Regions from separate parts of the Homo sapiens genome. Here region 2 is linked to region 1. A link is an interaction called in ENCODE POLR2A ChIA-PET data of the cell type or tissue named here. Cell type or tissue: OCI-LY7. All regions are shown on one strand. Each heading gives the region's core, and the rest is flanking DNA. Links, peaks and the distances in the headings are about the cores only.

Region 1 (5,183 bases), core at 718-4,717:
TCAGAGTTCTGTAATATCGGGCCAAGCACAAATTTATTCTACAGCGCAGCTACCAAGCCTTTTATCAGTTAGTCAGTCCCAAAATTACGGTTTAGTACAGCCACATAATGTGCCATCTATTGTTCATTCACAGGTTTATAGGTCCAGCAAGGTTGAGAAATTGCCACCCTTGTATAAAACATTGACTTTTTCTGGGTCATCTCAGACTGTAACTCCTGAAAATCAGACGCTTAATTATTCATCTAATCAGCAAGAGGTATTGTCTTCAGTTACAAATGAGAATTACCCTGCTCAAACAAGAGATCTGTCTTCAGTAAGTCAGTCTCAAAGTTACTCATCTGGTCACTCTCAGGGTTTATCACCAGTTAGCCAGACACAGGTTAGCTATTCATCTCAATCACAAGTTTTGTCAGTTGTTAGTCTTTCAGAAAGCTATGCTTCAGGGGAGTCCCTAACATTAACAGCCCCTTCTCTTTCTTATTCTTCTGCCTCTCGGGCTCAGAATTTGCCAGACTCTAGCCCGACCCAGAATTATATTTCTATGCATTCTTCCCAAAATGTTCAGACTCAAGAGTCATCATCTCCCCAGTCCCAGAAGTTTTTGCCTGCTGTCCAGTCATCATCTTTTGCATCCTCTACTCATTGTCAGACATTACAAAATAACATAACTTCCCCTGACCCAAAGTCTTATGCTGAAAGAAAGCTTGACTCAGATGTGTATCCATCTTCAAAGCAAGAAGATGGTTTTCCAATGCAAGAGTTACAGGTGTTGCAGCCACAAGCATCTCTTGAGTCATCAACCCAAAGGCTATCTGATGGAGAAATTAATGCTCAAGAATCAACTTATAAGGTGTCAAAGGCAGATGACAGATATTCTCAGAGTGTAATCAGAAGTAATTCCCGTCTTGAAGATCAAGTTATTGGGGTTGCTCTGCAAGCATCAAAAAAAGAAGAAAGTGTTGTTGGTTCAGTGACACAACTTAACCAACAAATTGGCCAAGTCAATAATGCAGCTACCCTTGATCTTAAGAACTCAACTAATTTAATACAGACTCCACAAATAAGGTTGAATACTAAAGACTTAAAGCAGCAACATCCTCTCATACTTAAGGTGCATGAGTCCAAGGTCCAGGAACAGCACGATCAAATAATTAATGCTTCATCTCAGATTCAAATTCCAAATCATGCTTTAGGGCATGGCCATCAGGCATCTCTTCCTAATACACAGGTCCTTTTAGATTCTGCCTGTGATTTACAAATTCTTCAGCAGTCAATACTGCAGGCAGGTTTAGGTCAAGTAAAGGCATCTTTACAAGCACAGCGTGTTCAAAGCCCTCAACAAATAGTACATCCCTTCCTTCAGATGGAAGGTCATGTTATTCAAAGCAATGGTGATCATTCTCAGCAGCAACTCCATCCTCAAAATTCTGAAGTTATGAAAATGGACCTCTCTGAGTCTTCAAAACCATTACAACAACATCTAACAACAAAGGGCCATTTTAGTGAAACAAATCAACATGATTCAAAGAATCAGTTTGTTTCTCTTGGATCGATGTGTTTCCCAGAGGCAGTGCTTCTTAGTGATGAAAGAAATATTTTATCAAATGTAGATGATATCTTAGCAGCTACAGCAGCAGCTTGTGGAGTTACACCTACTGATTTTTCCAAGTCAACTTCAAATGAAACCATGCAGGCTGTTGAAGATGGTGATTCTAAATCTCATTTTCAGCAGTCATTAGATGTCAGGCATGTGACTTCAGATTTTAACTCTATGACAGCTACAGTAGGAAAGCCACAGAATATAAATGATACTTCCTTAAATGGAAATCAGGTTACTGTGAACCTTTCACCAGTACCTGCCCTTCAGTCAAAAATGACTCTTGATCAACAGCACATTGAAACACCTGGTCAAAATATACCAACTAAAGTAACTTCAGCAGTGGTTGGACCAAGTCATGAAGTCCAGGAGCAAAGTTCTGGCCCATTCAAGAAACAGTCTGCTACCAATCTTGAATCTGAAGAAGACAGTGAAGCTCCTGTTGATAGTACATTAAATAATAACAGAAACCAAGAGTTTGTTTCTAGTAGTAGAAGTATAAGTGGAGAGAATGCTACATCAGAGAGTGAATTTACCTTAGGGGGTGACGACAGTGGTGTGTCAATGAACCCAGCTAGGAGTGCACTTGCACTGTTGGCCATGGCCCAATCTGGGGATGCAGTCAGTGTCAAGATTGAAGAAGAAAACCAAGATTTAATGCATTTTAACCTTCAAAAGAAAAGAGCTAAAGGAAAAGGGCAAGTTAAAGAGGAAGACAACAGTAATCAGAAACAGCTGAAAAGACCTGCCCAAGGCAAACGCCAGAATCCAAGGGGAACAGATATTTACTTACCGTATACTCCTCCTTCCTCAGAAAGCTGCCATGATGGTTATCAGCATCAAGAAAAAATGAGACAGAAGATCAAAGAGGTGGAGGAAAAACAACCAGAAGTCAAAACAGGATTTATTGCTTCTTTCTTAGATTTTCTGAAATCCGGGCCCAAGCAGCAGTTTTCCACTCTTGCTGTACGAATGCCTAACAGGACTAGACGGCCAGGGACCCAGATGGTTCGTACATTTTGTCCCCCACCACTTCCCAAGCCTTCATCTACAACACCCACACCTTTAGTGTCTGAAACTGGCGGTAACAGTCCATCAGATAAAGTTGATAATGAACTTAAAAACTTGGAACATTTATCTTCATTTTCTTCTGATGAAGATGATCCTGGATATAGTCAAGATGCTTATAAAAGCGTCTCTACTCCCTTAACTACTTTGGATGCTACTTCTGATAAAAAGAAGAAAACAGGTAAAGTTTTACAATTTAGATTCATAATTATTACTTTCTTCTATTTTTCCAGCTATAGCCCACATTTTAAGCTTTTTTCACTTAAAGCAGGTCTGCAAGTACATTTTCAGGACAAAATGTATAGGTAGGTATCTTAAGGACTTATTTTTTAAATTTTTCTTGCCTATAGGAAAGGTCTATGTTTTAGGTTAAGTAGTTCTGCTTTTTCTTGGCTTTTTGCCAAAGGCAGCATAATCTGTACAGTATGCCATCTAATCTGAGACATCTTGAGGTAATTGAGGCACTGTATTGTGGGCATTGCTGTAGTATAAACCTGGTACATTTTCTTAGTTTGCCAATTTTATCTGAAGATTAACATTTTATTATTAAATATGGTTATGTTTAAATATGTTGCAATAGTCCAGGTGACAAATGATAGCTTTTTTCAGATGAGGCAACAGGGATGTTATAGAGTTAAAATCTGAACCATTAAATGTGGTTATGTGCAGCATGCACACTAATATAATTAAGATAAAACTTAAAAATTTTATGCTGGCTTCAGATTATATACCCAAATCTTTGGGTATGTGTTTCACTTTACTCTGTGGCTAAGGGAGCTTTAGAGGAAATTTTTTTTTTTATACTTTAAGTTTTAGGGTACATGTGCACAACGTGCAGGTTAGTTACATATGTATACATGTGCCATGTTGGTGGGCTGCACCCATAACTCGTTATTTAACATTAGGTATATCTCCTAATGCTGTCCCTCCCCCCTCCCTCCAGCCCACAACAGGCCCTGGTGTGTGATGTTCCCCTTCCTGTGCCCATGTGTTCTCATTGTTCAATTCCCACCTGAGTGAGAACACGTGGTGTTTGGTTTTTTGTCCTTGCAATAGTTTGCTGAGAATCATGGTTTCCAGCTTCATCCATGTCCCTACAAAGGACATGAACTCATCCTTTTTTATGGCTGCATAGTATTCCATGGTGTATATGTGCCACATTTTCTTAATCCAGTCTATCATTGTTGGACATTTGGCATATTTTAAGAAGCAATGACTTATGTAAACAATTGGCAGTAAGTATGGTATTTTCTATTGTAAGAAACATGCCAAGGAAAAATTTATTTGTAACAATAATATAACTACCACCTCTGTGCCAGGAACTAGTAGCAATGTTGTGAGATACACATTGTTATCTCCAATATACAGATGATATAACTGAGAATAAATGAATTATGTGGGCCCATACCTCTAGTAAGTGACAGAGCTGGAATCTGAACCCAGGTTTTTCTGGTTCTAGAGCCTACATTCTTTCTCAGCTCTTTAGGATAAATAGGGTGGTGCTTTAAGACTTAAACCTTGTTTTGTAACATACTTCCCAGCTTCTCTCTGGACTTGACTACCTTTAACTACTAAAGTGTTACGAGACAGCTGGTATCCAAATAACCTGTTAGCATAAATATCTGATAATACATTTCTAAAGAATTCTCATTTCATTACACAGGGAAATTAACATGATAGAAAGTCAGTCTCAGATTCAAAGACATTACTACCATGGATGTGTCTAATCCTAATATGGTTTTATAACGTCTCACCCAGTTCAGAGTGCTTTGCAATCGCTATTATATTCCCTCTTACATTCCCAGAATGAACCTTTTGAAATCTCTGTTCTAAAACATGAGTCTAAAACTAGTTTCTTCCAGAGATATGTTATCTCATTTTTAGTTAAAATCATCATCATAAACCCGATCCTTACTATTAGGTCTTTGAAGTTGTCTTATCACCATCCCTGTTGCCTCATCTGAAAAAAGCTATCATTTGTCACTTGGACTATTGCAACTGATTACTCATTACAGACTTTTCTTTTTTTTCTTTTTTTATTATTTTAAGAGACAGAGTCTTGCTCTGTCACCCAGGCTGGAGTACAGTGGTGTGATCTTGGCACATTGAAACCTCAAACTCCTGGGCCCAGGCAATCTTCCTTCCTCAGCCTCCTGAGCAACTGGGACTATAGGCACATGCCACCATGCCTGGCTAATTTTTTTTTAATCTGTTGTAGAGATGGGATCTTGCTGTATTGCCCAGGCTGGTCTTGAACTCCTGGCCTCGAGCAGTCCTCCCACCTTGGCCTCCCAAAGTGCTGGGATTATAGGCATGAGCCACTGCGCCTGGCCTAGAATTTTTTCTCGCCAGTCTCTATGCCAGTCCATCCTCCACATTGTCAACAGATTCAACTTTATAAAAAAGGAAAGCTGATTGTTACTTCTATTTCAAAACACCTCTGTGCTTCATGGGAAAAATAAAGATTATATGTAAAAATTCCTTTTTCCATGTTTTACTCTCTTTCCACTGTCCCTCT
Region 2 (5,183 bases), core at 800-4,799, 360 kb after region 1:
CAACATTTAGGTCATGAATTTCTTTTTCTTTTTCTTTCTTTCTTTTTAAATATAGAATTTTAGCCTGCGATTCTAAGTCATTTCAGAACACAGAGACAGGAAAGTGGGCTGTAAAAATAACCTGTGTAGCAGTTATATTCTTTGCTACTCTACTGAGTAATTTAGCATTAATTGCTGTTGAGTTTTAAAAAATGCTATTTTGCATGTAATAGTTAACAAAAAGGTATGTAATGATAAACAGTTAATTTAGACATATTTGTTCTTTCATGGCATTCTTACCTCTCATGCCTTCTTAGATCCAGAAGTATCAAAGTTTCTGTAACAAAATTAAGCTACATAGGAAGACCCGTAAAATAACGGCTAATATTTTACATAGGGTACTTTATGATGAAACACCGTGTATGTATAATGCATCATTTTTTCAAAGTGCCTTTCGTTATATTTTCTAGTTTGTTTCTCACTTCTCTATGGGGTAGTTAAGACTGGGTGGCATTATTCTTTGATAAGGAGAAAACTGGGACTTATGTAAGTCAGACAGGTTCAAATTCACACTGTAAGTTTAACTTTACAAATTTTGTTAGGCCTTTTTGGGTGCTGGTACAGTGCTAGGTGCTAAGAATACAAAGGTGATTTATGTATGTTCATTAATTTATTTGATTAATGATTTCATCATTTAATGGAGGGGAAAAATAGTTTGCTTCAAGAAATGCCAGGGTGGAGAGGTGTGTGCAGGGTGATATAGGAACCCAAAGGAGGGCTCCGAGCCTGATCTGAGGGGCAGGGAAGGCTTCTAGGGGAGCGATGACCCCAGAATGACCCTTGAGAGCACAGCAGAGAAGGAGCCAGGGTTGACTGGTCTTGAGCATTTTCTCTCACTAAGCCACTCTTAACCTAAAAAAGCTCAGCATTGGGATGAAATTGCTGGTGATTTCTTTTGTATATCATAAAGTAGTTGTTTGGGAACCTTTATTAGACAAATACAAGATTGTCAATTGAGTTTAGTTTTAATAGAAGATTAGGAAATTCTAAAATGAAATGGTTTTCTTTTTTTTAAGATGGAGTCTCGCTCTGTTGCCCAGGCTGGAGTGCAGTGGCACAATCTCTGCTTACTGCAAGCTCCGCGTCCCGGGTTCACGCCATTCTCCTGCCTCAGCTTCCCGAGTAACTGGGACTACAGGCGCCCGCCACCACGCCTGGCTAATTTGTTTTGTATTTTTGGTAGAGACGGGATTTCACCGTGTTAGCCAGGATGGTCTCGATCTCCTGACCTTGTGATCCACCCGCCTCAGCTTCCCAAAGTGCTGGGATTACAGGCGTGAGCCACCGCTCCCGGCCAAATGAAATGGTTTTCAGCGCCATACCTGTGGCTGCAAATGTGTAGTACTTTACTACATAAAGGACTTTACATAGACACAGATAGTCGACTACATATATCGGGCCTTCTATTAAAAATTCTAGCAGAGCTCTTAAGTTTTTTTGTTTTGTTTTTGTTTTTAAAAACAGCTTTATTGAGATATAATCTACATACCTTGAAATTCATTCATTTAAGTATACAATTTAATGGCTTTTAGTATATTTATAGTTGTGCCATCATCAGCACAATCAATTAAAATTTTAAGTTTAAAATTTTTTTGGCCAAATTATTTCTCACCTGACACAATTTTTGAATATTTACATTACCCTCAAAAGAAGCCCGTGTGCCTTTTAGCCATTGTTCCCCAGTCTGCCCATCACCCCCAGCCCTAAGCAACCACTAATCTACTTGCTGCCTGTGTAGATCATCTATTCTGGACATGTCATATACATGTAACCATACAATATATGGTCCTTTTCGACTGAGTTTTTTTTTCACTTAACATAATATTTTCAAGGTTCATCCATGTTGTAGGATGTATCAATACTTACTACTTTTTATTACCAAATAATAAACCATTGTGTAGATATATACCACATTTTACGTATACATTCATCAGTAGAATGTATTAAAATTGTGTCAATGAAAAGATATGTGAATAGAAACTGTAATATGGTCCAAGATTAAATATCAAAATACTTTAGTGCCTCTAAAATGTAAAGTGTGGTGCTTGGTGCTGCTTGTACAGGAGGAGAACAAAATGAGTCTCTGCTTTTATGGTGTTTGCAATCTAATGGGTAGACAAAGAACAAAAAAAAGTAGTTGGAGAGGCTGAGTGCCGTGGCTCACACCTGTAATCCCAGCACTTTGGGAGGCCGAGGCAGGTGGATCGCCTGAGGTCAGGAGTTCGAGTCCAGCCTGGCGAGCATGGTCAAACCCCGTCTCTACTAAAAATGCAAAAATTGGCCGGGCATGGTGGCAGGCACGTGTCAGGAAGCTGAGGCAGGAGAATCGTTTGAACCCGGGAGGCGGAGGTTGCACCAAGCCAAGATCGCGCCATTGCACTCCAGCCTGGGCAACAGAGCGAGACTCCATCTGAAAAAGAAAAAAAAAAAAACGTAGTTGGAGCAAGGAGAGAGAACAAGAGAAGTTTAAACTTTTTTAGTTCCTTTTTTTTCTTTAACTTTTACATTGAAATTATCTTCAACATACAAAATAAGTAAATTTAGGCATACGAAAAAAGTTGTAAAAAATAGTACAAAGGATTCCTGTTATCCTTCATGCAGATTCCCCAGTGTTTCACGTTAGTGTTTGACCACCCTAGTTTTATCAATCATTCTCTCTTTACACACCCACACACCCACCCTCACCTACCCACCCACCTACCTTTTCCTACAGGGTGTGATACGAAGTTGCTTTACCTCTAAATGCTTCAGTGTACATTTCCTAAACATAAGGACATTCTCTTGCATAACTTCAGTACAATTATCAAAATCGTCATCAGTTAACATCAGTTCAATATTATTGATTTGATGAACTGTTTAAACTATTTTTTTTTCTTTTCTTAAAGACAAGGTCTTGCTTTGTGGCCCAGGCTGGAGTGCAATGGTGCAGTCATAGCTCACTGCAGTGTCAGACTCCTGGGCACAAGCAATCCTTCTGCCTCACACCTCCTGAGTAGCTGGGACTGCAGTCATCAGCCACCCAGCTCATGAATGCAATTTGGTTTTGAGGAAATTAAAATCAACTCAATACTGTTAGCTAATTTACTGACTTTATTTAGATTTTGCCAACTGTCCCACTAATGGACCTTTTTTTCTCGTGCAGAATTCAGTCCTTCATCACATGTTTACATTATTTGCCCTGTCTCATTAGTGTCCTCTAATCTGGTGATATATCATAATGATGTCATTCTCATGTCTCAAAATGGAGTCACTCATGTCAAGTAGCATTGAGCTCACAGCAAAGTCGCCCCTTCCCCCCCAGCGATAAACATATGTAATGGACTGCTGTGACAACATCTGCCCTCACCGGGTACCACCTGAGACTTGAAACGAACCCGTAGAAAGTGAAAGGTGGCTGAGATAATGAGAATAGACCCATTTGGGAGGATCATAAAATGTGCCAGGACGAGACGCTTTTAGAGGCTGTGCCCAGGAGACCTCTGAAGCTTCCTCCCGATTTGGCATCTGCTGCCACCTGGAGAGAAGCAGCCACCACCGCCCCCCCCCCACAACTCCACCCCATCCCCGCCCATGGCATCCGAAGGACTTCGGGACTGTTCGGCTCATCTGTTTGCCTGTTGGTCTCCCTAGCCAGGGTTGTGCTTTGTTCCCCACAACCCCCTTTTCTTCTGCCTCTGTGTTGAATATTGGTTGTGTGATTGGTTGGCTGTGGAGGCCTCGCAATAAAACGTGAATTCAAGCTTATGTTGCGTCGTTATGAAACCTTCGGGCGTAGGCTCCGCCTGTGGTCGGAGTCAGCGCACCTGCGCAGAACCTCGTTCACATAGTACCCAGGTTAAGGCCCGACAGCTGCAGCAGCTCCTTACATCTTTCTTTGCCTTCATGCCTCTGACACTTTTGAAGCGTACTGGCCAGTTATTTTGTAGACTGTTCCTCAGTTTGCTTATGGCTGATGTTTTCTCACGATTAGATTCAGGTTTTGCACTTTTGGCAGGAACTTCACAGAACTGATGTTGTGTCCACACATATTGAGAGGCGCATGATGTCAATTTGTCCCATTATTGGTAAGGCGAACTTTGATCACTTGGTTGAGGTGGTGTAACTGCCAGGTTTTTATCACTATAAAGTTACCATTTTTTTCTTTGTAATTAATAAGTACAATATCTTGTGGAGAGATACTTTGAGACTATTCACACGTACTATTTCTTATCTTGTATTCACTGACCAATTTTAGCATTGTTGATGAGTTTGGCCTTAACTGAGGTTTGCCAAATGGTTTTCTAATTCTGTAGTTCCTCTATTAGGAATTCTTCCACAAGAAGAGCTTTTTTTCCCCCTCCCTTCCTTTCTTTCAGTATGGACTCATAGATTTTTGTTTAATTCAATGGGTTGTAAATATCACTCATCATTCTTTGTTTTGTTCAGTAAATTATCCCAGATGGTTCAGAGAGAGCATCTTTCTTTAGGCTTTTTCCAGTGTCCCTGTGGTATGGCCGCATCCTTTCTTCAGGGTTTACTTTCTGGCACCACAGATGTTCTGACTTACCTTGTGCTTTTTCTGTCCAGCCCTTGGATTGGACCTCTAAGGAGCACTTGTTCCTTTTATTGGAGAATGGCTTTTGGAAAACAGGACCTGGACACAGGTCAGGTATGCTCAGTGGTTCTAGGATATTACTTCTTTTAGGTCTTTTGAGTGGCAAAGTTAGAAAATATAGAAGCATACCTTGTTTTCTTGTTTTGCTTTATTGCATTTCACATATACATGCTTTTTACAAATTGAAGGTTTGTGGCAACCTTGTGTCAGGTCTGTTGGTGCCATTTTCTCAACAGCATGCGCTCATTTTATGTCACTTTTTGGTAATTAATGATATTTCAAACTTTATTATTATTTGTTACAATGATCTTTGAACAGTAGTCTTTGATGTTACTATTATAATCGTTTTGGGGCACCACAGACTGTGCCTATATAAGATGGTGAACGTAATAAATGTGTGAGCTCCGACTGCTCTAACAACCAGCTGATCCTTGGTCTCTCCTTCTCCTCTGGCCTCCCTATTACCTGAGACACAACAATATTGAAAGTAGGCCAGTTAGTAACCCTGCAGTGGCCTCTCAGTGTTCTAAGAGAAAGGAAGATCTCATGT

What was found. Peaks named below come from ENCODE experiments on the same cell type or tissue, not always from the same donor. Only the 100,000 strongest peaks of a DNase experiment are listed, where the experiment ranks them.
Region 2: POLR2A ChIA-PET joins it to region 1 with 6 read pairs; 2 of 35 experiments call an interaction of 5 or more read pairs at or near these places.

The regions. Positions count from the first base shown.
Region 1 is chr11:32,932,590-32,937,772 of GRCh38, forward strand. QSER1 (glutamine and serine rich 1) reads left to right here. Exons shown (of 13, transcript NM_001076786.3): 4 at 1-2,846. Among named protein-coding and RNA genes, the nearest start is that of QSER1, 42 kb to the left of the region's middle. In OCI-LY7, for the core only: no CTCF peak of the experiment used is centred there; a DNase peak (open chromatin) is centred at 3,072.
Region 2 is chr11:33,291,702-33,296,884 of GRCh38, forward strand. All of the region lies in intron 2 of HIPK3 (homeodomain interacting protein kinase 3), which reads left to right. Among named protein-coding and RNA genes, the nearest start is that of HIPK3, 37 kb to the left of the region's middle. In OCI-LY7, for the core only: no CTCF peak of the experiment used is centred there; no DNase peak of the experiment used is centred there.